Regions from separate parts of the Homo sapiens genome. Here region 1 is linked to region 2. The links are chromatin contacts, found by Hi-C in ENCODE. All regions are on one chromosome and are shown on one strand. Each heading gives the region's core, a stretch centred on a gene start or an enhancer-like site at or near the end of the contact. The rest is flanking DNA. Distances are from core to core; before and after follow the strand shown.

Region 1 (3,758 bases), core at 1,197-3,696, 1.0 Mb after region 2:
AGGGATCTCTGGAACTTTGAACTTGAGAGTGATGAGTTAGGGTATCTGGCAGAGGACTCCTGAAAGTGATTTCTGTTAAATCTCGCCCTGGCAATATTAATTACAAATTTACCTTCCAGGTACAAAACAAGGACAAGATGAGATTAGTCACTCTTCTGCCTACCCTGATATGGGCTACATAACTCTTTCCTCTACTCCCTCTTGTCAGATGTTTGCCTCATCTTATGTAAATTGTTGGTTTACTGAGCACTAATCAGAGCATCACTGTGGACCCCTCCCTTTTTTTCCTCCTGCTTGCCGTCTCCTCCTAAACACCCAGTCCCCATAACCCTATTTGGATGGCACAGTTGATGCTTCTGTGGCTTGCGTTTTTCCCGGGCCCATCATCAGACTTCTACTGATGGAGACATTTGCCTCAGTCACTCATTTTTGGTTAACTAGGAATCTCATTAAATGGATAGAAGTCGTTGAAAATATGGCTTAAAACACACCTCACCACATGCCTGCCCCAAGTTAATGAGCAGAGTTGATTACTGCCTGCTTGCAGAAGTGGGAAAGGAGGAGGAAAAGGAAATATACAGGGGGACAAATTTTTAAACACAACTTCAAAATATTACCCAGTCATATATGTATACACACACATAGAAAATTACACGGCAGATTACTTACAGTAGCGTGAGAGAATTTTTGAGTGGGTGGGATTCTTTACAGCAAGTTTTTTTTTTTTTGCTTCTTTGAATTTTTTTTACTCTTTTAGGTTTTTATATTTATAAAAGTTATATTTACTTTTTAAAAGTGTCAACCTTAATATTGAGATTCAGAAATATGATTACATATAGTGTGTATTTGAGCACAGAGCCTGAGAATGGCCACCTGGACAAATGGGGTCAGCCTTTCCAAGTGGAGCTCAGGTCTCTCTTACCAGGCGGAGACAGAAGCTCCAGCAGGATCACCACAGTTCTCATATGAGACCAGGGGCACACGCCGCAGCGGTTCCATTGGTTAGGGATCTCTGTATTTGAAGGAAGATTGCGTTATAACTCCATGAGGAGGGGTAGTGATCTGAGGGGGTCTTATCTCCGGTGCCATTTGGTCTTTATTGTTTACAGGGAAAAAGGCAGAAGTTACAGCTGGGTGTGGCATGACCTAGGCCGCGTAGCCACATTCCCCTCAAGGCTCAGGTAATTCAAAGTTCCAACAGCTTCAAGTTTAAATTATTTTAAGTTTGAATGATTTAATTTCACAAAAGGTAATATATGCACATTGACTGAAATTCAAAAGCACAAAAAGATATCCAAGGAAGTACCTCTCCCACTTCTACCATCTCTCATCTTCCAGCACTCCTTCCAGAGGCCTTGCGCTATGCCGGTTTTCTCATTTTTCCTTCCTGGGACAGTTTAGGGATTTTTCTACCTATCATTAAATTCGTATTTTACTCAAATGCAGGCATACGATAAACACGATCCTATACTTGCTTTTTCCCACATACTATATCTTGAAGATCGTTCAATGTCCATGCAAAGCTGACTGTTCTTTTGAACAGCCAGCGAGTATTCCATTACGTGAGCGTATCATGACCTATTTACTCAGTTCCATACTTCATGGGTGTTTAAATTGTCTGCAATCTTTTGCTATTACAAACGAAACCACAGGTCATTTTGCACACATGCAAAAATGCAAATCCATGGTATATTTCCCAAAATAAAAATCATTAGGTTTAACAGCACGAACACCTTTAAATTTGGAAGATATTCCAATTCGTTCATCCTAGAGAGTATACCAATACCACTCACAAAACTTGAGGGTGCCTGCTTCCCGACATTCCTGCTAGCAGTGTCATCAACCTTTGTGATCTTTGTTAACATATGAAAAGTGGTACTCTAATTTTAATTTTTATTATGAATTAAGTTGGACTTTCTTTCGTATGTTAAAGTCTATTTGCATTTCTTTCCCTGTGAACTGTTTTTTGCCTGTCTTTCTCCTGAGCCATTGGTCTCTTCCCACTGACTTATTACATATATGTAAAGGGAATATTGGCTCTACATTATAAGGAAATTCGAATTTTGTGATAGGTTTCAAATTTTTCCCTAGGTTGTCTTTGACTTCATTTGCTGTTTGTGCACACAATTTTTTTTTTTTGTAATGAGAGTGCGTTGCTCTTATTTTTAAAATGTTGACTACATTCTGGGGAAAGAAGGCTCAGCAGCCACCTGCTTTTTTGCCCGGGTGGGTGGTCCGGCCCCGAGCCCTCCTGACTCTCTCGCCAATGCCCAGAGGCGCCGCAGCGATTCCAGGGAGGCCGCGCTCTCGCCCCAAGGCAACCAGAAGCCCACGTGCCAGGAGAGGCATCGGAACCAACAACTCGGGTCCGTTTTCCCGCGCCAGATGGGATTCGTTTGCTGTGGACTTCCGGGGCGGGGCCTGCCTGGAGCGGAAGAGCCTGGGCAGTGCACGGGGCCTGGGTGGGGGGTGCGGGTGTGGGTGGGGACCTGCGGCCTTCGAGTCCGCGGCCTTCGAGTCCTGGGGCGGCGGCGGCGGCTGCAGGCACGGGCACGGGCACGGGGCGGGGTGCTTAGGGTGCAGGAGGCGCGCGCCTAGCGGCGGAGTGTGGCGTGAGGCCGGGCCCGCGCCGCCATGAACCTAGAGCGGCTGCGGAAGCGCGTCCGGCAGTACCTCGACCAGGTGGGCGGCCCCGACTCGGGGTGCGGGGCCCAGGCCTCGCCGGGTCTTTTTCCGCGCGGCGTGGGGCTGGGGTGACTGTTGTCGGGGCTCTTGGTGGGGAAGGACTGGGCCGGCCCTGGGCCTTCATCTGGGGCCAGCAGCGCTGTCTCCGCCTCGCCCAGAAGGGAGCGGTCCCTGCAGCTGGGAGGGGCACAGCCCGGGGAGTGGAGGCCCCCGAGCGCACGGGGCGCCTCAGTCGGGTCTGAGCCTCGTTCTGCACCTGGCGCGGAGGAGGTGCCCAGGAAACACTGACTACTCAGTGCAAGTTGAAGGACAATTTTTGGAGGAAAGTTGCAGGGCTAGCTAATAAAACATTTTTGAGAGGTTTAGTTGTAATTTTTACTGGGCTGAATTTAAGTGAATAAAGATGTGAAGAAGCCTGTTGTCTCAAATCAATACTTTAAAAATTCTCGTTAACTATGTCTGTGTTCTCTGCACTACCTTTGAATAGCAGAGAGCGTTTAAGGCAAGAAGTGTCTTCGAGAATCAGCAGCATCAGTTTTATCTATATTGTTGTTTATTTTTTGTTGAAATGCTTGCTCTTTCAGGAAATTGGAAAGAAAGGGAAAGAAAAGCCATGGTAATGCAGAGTTTTCGGAATTGGGTGCTAACTGACGTGGCCAAATGTTTGCAGTCCATTTGGAGGGCTGTGTTTTTATTTACCATGAGTCAGTTGAATTCAGTGTTTTCTGATCACTTTTTCTTCGGTACGGAGACGTAGTGAGGAATATGACAGGCCCGGTTTCCAGCCAGAGACACCGGTATTGAGCATATTTATAACTATCCCGTTGGCATTCCTCCTGCCTCGGGCTAGCAGCAGTGGTCCTGGCTTGTCTCCAGGGGAACTGAGGCAGAGACTGTAGAAGACTGAGGACTGAGGAGCAGAACAGGGTCTAAAGCTAGCCGTAGGTCACTGTGGGTGGCCCTCATTGTCGGCTCCTTCATTTTTGTTAGACTTGGAGGAGGTGAGTTCTTCCCCATGTTCAGTGAAGCTTAGTTAATTTATGTGTGTGTGTTTTTAAACTTGAGTGTTATTA
Region 2 (3,784 bases), core at 541-3,040:
CTCCTCCGTGTCCCTCAGCCCACCCATTCTTATTCACCACGTCTTGGTAATGTTTCCTTCAAATATTTTAAAAATCCATTCCCTATATTTCCTATCCCTGTTACCACAGTGCTGGTTCTGAAGACAGGCATAGTTTAGTGGAAAGAATATGCGTTGAATCTTTACAAGTGTCCATCTTTTAACTGTGCTTCTGCTACTTACAAGCTGTTGAACAACATCTGTCAGACGCATGTACCGAGCGATATGAAGTGTGCATTGTGCTCGGAGAGTGAAGGGCGTTAAACGACAGCGAGGACGAGGGGCACGAGCCCGGCCTGCAGCACGGCCACAGCCTCGCGCTTACTCCTCCATCGCCTCCTGGAGTCCCCGAATTCATCCCGCATCCTGCTGGGAAACAGCGTCCATCCGACACAGCACCGCCCACAGCGGGCCCTCGGCGTGGCCCGCAGGCCCTTCGGACCGCCTGGGAGCGCGGCCACACGTGCCAGCAAGTGAGGGCAGCGACCTGGGACCGCCGCGTCTACTTACACCGCGACGACTCCGCGATCCACGGACACCGCCCGGCCCCCACGGCGGCCCTGCAGGGGAGAACTCGGGCCGCCTTCCCGAGTCCCGGCCGCCGCTGTTCGGCTCGCGCGGCTGCCCGCCGGGGACCCGAACGGAAGAAGGGTGGCGAGGCGGGAAAGGAAAAGGCCTGAGGGTCCAAGGCAGGAGGGGACACACGGAACACGCCGAGGGCCAACCACGCCGCCGCGCGCTCCCCGGCTAGGACCCACCTGCTGCAGGTACTGGTTAATGGTAATGTGCGCCATGGGAGCGCCGCCGAACGGAGAGCGCCACCCCCTACGCCTCAAGCGGGCCAGCTGGCGTCACTTCCGGCCCTCGGTCCGTCTGGGTCCTGGCGCCCCCGGCCCCGCCGCGGGTGCGCAGGTTGGTTCCGGAGGGAGAACCTGGGGACCGGCTCGGCGACGCGCTCGGGCTGAGGGGGCCCGGGGTCTTTCTGCCGGGGCCCCGTCCTCTCAGCCGGGACGCCAGCGGCTCTGATTGTGTGTTCGGGCCCGCCCGGGCTGAGGGGTTTGGGGTCCAGTGGCGAGGACAGCCCCACGGCTAAACTGCCTTTCACTGCGCTGACCCTTCGTCTGCCCCTTGTGAAAACCAGGCCGCGGAGGACCCTCCGCGCCTGGCTGGGCCAGGGCCTCGGGGCGCGCGCGCCCGAGGAGGGGGAGGGGGAGGGACATGGCGCGCGCTCCCGAGCTCTCATAAGGTGCCTCCGCCGCGCGCTCCCGAGCCTGCAGGAGTTAGGGCACGTCCCGGCGCGCACCCCTGAGCCCTCGAGGTGGTCTCACGCCCGGGGTGGGGGTGCCGAGCCCTCAGGAGGCGCGCGCCCCGGGGCCCTCAGGAGGGTGTCCCGGCTCCCGATCCCCTCAGGAGGGGTGCCCGCGGCACGCATCCCCGAGCCAGGAGGGGGTGCCCGGAGCCCTGGGGGCAGGGTCTCGGTGCGCCCCCCGGAGCCGGGGGTGAGGGTCCCGATCCCTCAGGACGGGAGTCCCGGCGCGCGCCCTCGAGCCAGGAGGGGGTGTCCGAATCTCTTAGGGGGAGTCCGATCCCTCAGGAGGGATTCCCGGCGCGCGTTCCTAAGCCCTCAGGAGTAGCCGGGCGCGGCGGCGGTTGGGCTCGGGCACGCGGGCGGGGCGGGGCGGGGCGCGCGAGGAGGACGGGGCGGAGGCCGCGCGGACCGGGGCGGGCGGAGCGGAGCTCGGCGGGCGGCGGCGCTCGGGGCGGGGCGCGGCGGTTCCGGCCCAGCCATGGCGGACGAGGCCCCGCGGAAGGGCAGCTTCTCGGCGCTCGTGGGCCGCACCAACGGCCTCACCAAGCCCGCGGCCCTGGCCGCCGCGCCCGCCAAGCCGGGGGGCGCGGGCGGCTCCAAGAAGCTGGTCATCAAGAACTTCCGAGGTGGGTGCGGCGGCCGGGTCGAGGGCCAGGCGCCCCGGGCGGGGACCCCACGAGACCCCGCCCGACTTGGGGGGAAGGCCCCGAGATCCGTGCGGGCCCCGGGAGCGGGGGCGCCGGGGCGCCGGCCGGGTCGGGGGTGGCTACGCGGGGCGCTTCGCGGCGCGCCCTGAGCCGCCCGCTCTCCCTCCGCCCTGCAGACAGACCTCGGCTGCCCGACAACTACACGCAGGACACGTGGCGGAAGCTGCACGAGGCGGTGCGGGCCGTGCAGAGCAGCACCTCCATCAGGTACAACCTCGAGGAGCTCTACCAGGTGAGGCGGCGGCCGGGGCTGGGGACGCCGCTCCTGCCCCGCGTGACGCAGACGCGGCCGGGCGGCCGCTCCGGGTGCCTCGCAGGCTCTCGCCGGGGAGCGGAAAGGCAGGGCGTTTGCCTCCACTGCAGGGCCGGGAGCCCCAGAGGCAACAAGTGGTTTTGTTTATTGCCGTGGTGGAATTTTTGTTTTCAGGCTTAAGCTGCTTAGAACCATATTTAAAGTTATCCCATTACGGAAGAGAAGGAGGTGTGTTTCTAGGAGCCACGTGACTCATATTTTGCAAGTATACGGCAAATTATTTTCTCGTTATATGTAAAACTCATGACTGTGTCACTTGCCACAGTAATAAGAGGGTCTTTTCTCTGTTGTGTTTTGTGATTAATGGTTGCCTTTAAGATATTCAAACAGATTTTGAAAAAATTCAAAATTCAGAAAAAGTGGTTTTGTTCTCTGTTGTGTTTTGTGATTAGTGGTTGCCTTTAAGGTATTCAAACAGATTTGGTAGCATTTAATTCAAAGTGATGGTGTTCCGTTTCTGAAGTAACAAAAAAGTACATTTTACCATACTTGGATATTTTATTTATAAGCGACTTTTTTTCTGGTGTCTTCTTTTTGTAAAGTAACATTCATTCAGTAGTCTAATATCTATATTTTAGGTCACGATGTGTCATACAATTATTTCTATTAAAAGGCTTGAATTAAAAAAACTTTTTTTCTGGATATGCAAGTGACTGCATTGTAAAAATTATAAAAAATACAAAAAAGAAGACTTCAATCACCTATACTCCTACCACCCAAAGAAAACTACTGTTGACAGTTTGGTGTACATACATCCATTCTTTGTCTGAAGTGTAAGTGGATGATGTTTTCTTACCAGCTTTGAGATAGAGTCTACATATAATGTGCACTTCAGGAAGTTTTAACAGATGCATGCAGTTACGTAACCGGCACCACGGTCAAGATGGAATCTTTCTTGGTAGAATGGTAGAATATTGCTACCACCCCCGAAATTGCCATGACCACTTTTGCAGTCAGCCCTCTCCCCTGACTCCTAGCCCTTGGCGGTCCCCCATTTGCTTTCTGTTACTATATTTTGCGATTTCTAGAACCTTATCTAAATGCAGTCATGTATTTCATAGTCTTTTGTATCTGGCTTTCACTTAGGACAGTGCTTTTGAGATTCATGCACAACGCAGTGTGATTGTAATTTATTACCTAGTAGAATGGGTATACCACAGTTGTTTTATCCATTCACCAGTTAATGGACATTTGGGTGTCCATGTTTGGGGTTTTTTGTTTGTTTGTTCTTTGAGACGGAGTTTCACTCTTGTGGCCCAGGCTGGAGTGCCATGGCACGATCTTGGCTCACTGCAACCTCCACCTCGCAGGTTCAAGCGATTCTCCTGCCTCAGCCTCCCGAGTCGCTGGGATTACAGGCACCTGCCACCACGCCTGGCTAATTTTTGTATTTTTAGTAGAGTCGGGGTTTCGCCATGTTGGGCAGGCTGGTCTCAA

The links. A loop is a pair of places that touch in the nucleus more often than their neighbours do. Pooled maps may share reads with other maps.
Region 1: a loop to region 2 is called in a pooled map, with 13 times the contacts of the local background. The contact joins the promoter of CDC16 here to the promoter of CUL4A in region 2. A Hi-C loop is called at or near these places in 3 of 37 single-sample maps with no recorded cell type and 7 of 50 pooled maps.

What each region holds. Positions count from the first base shown.
Region 1 is chr13:114,232,451-114,236,208 of GRCh38, forward strand. CDC16 (cell division cycle 16) reads left to right here and starts at 2,447. Exons shown (of 18, transcript NM_001078645.3): 1 at 2,447-2,682. The coding sequence starts at 2,635. RefSeq lists an enhancer at 2,246-2,295 and a silencer at 2,406-2,765.
Region 2 is chr13:113,207,823-113,211,606 of GRCh38, forward strand. It overlaps CUL4A (cullin 4A), which reads left to right and starts at 1,791. Exons shown (of 20, transcript NM_001008895.4): 1 at 1,791-1,953; 2 at 2,151-2,266. The coding sequence starts at 1,806. PCID2 (PCI domain containing 2) reads right to left here and starts at 847. Exons shown (of 14, transcript NM_001127202.4): 1 at 777-847. The coding sequence starts at 812. RefSeq lists enhancers at 1-552, 553-1,202 and silencers at 737-1,026, 1,287-1,556, 1,657-1,986, 2,047-2,286.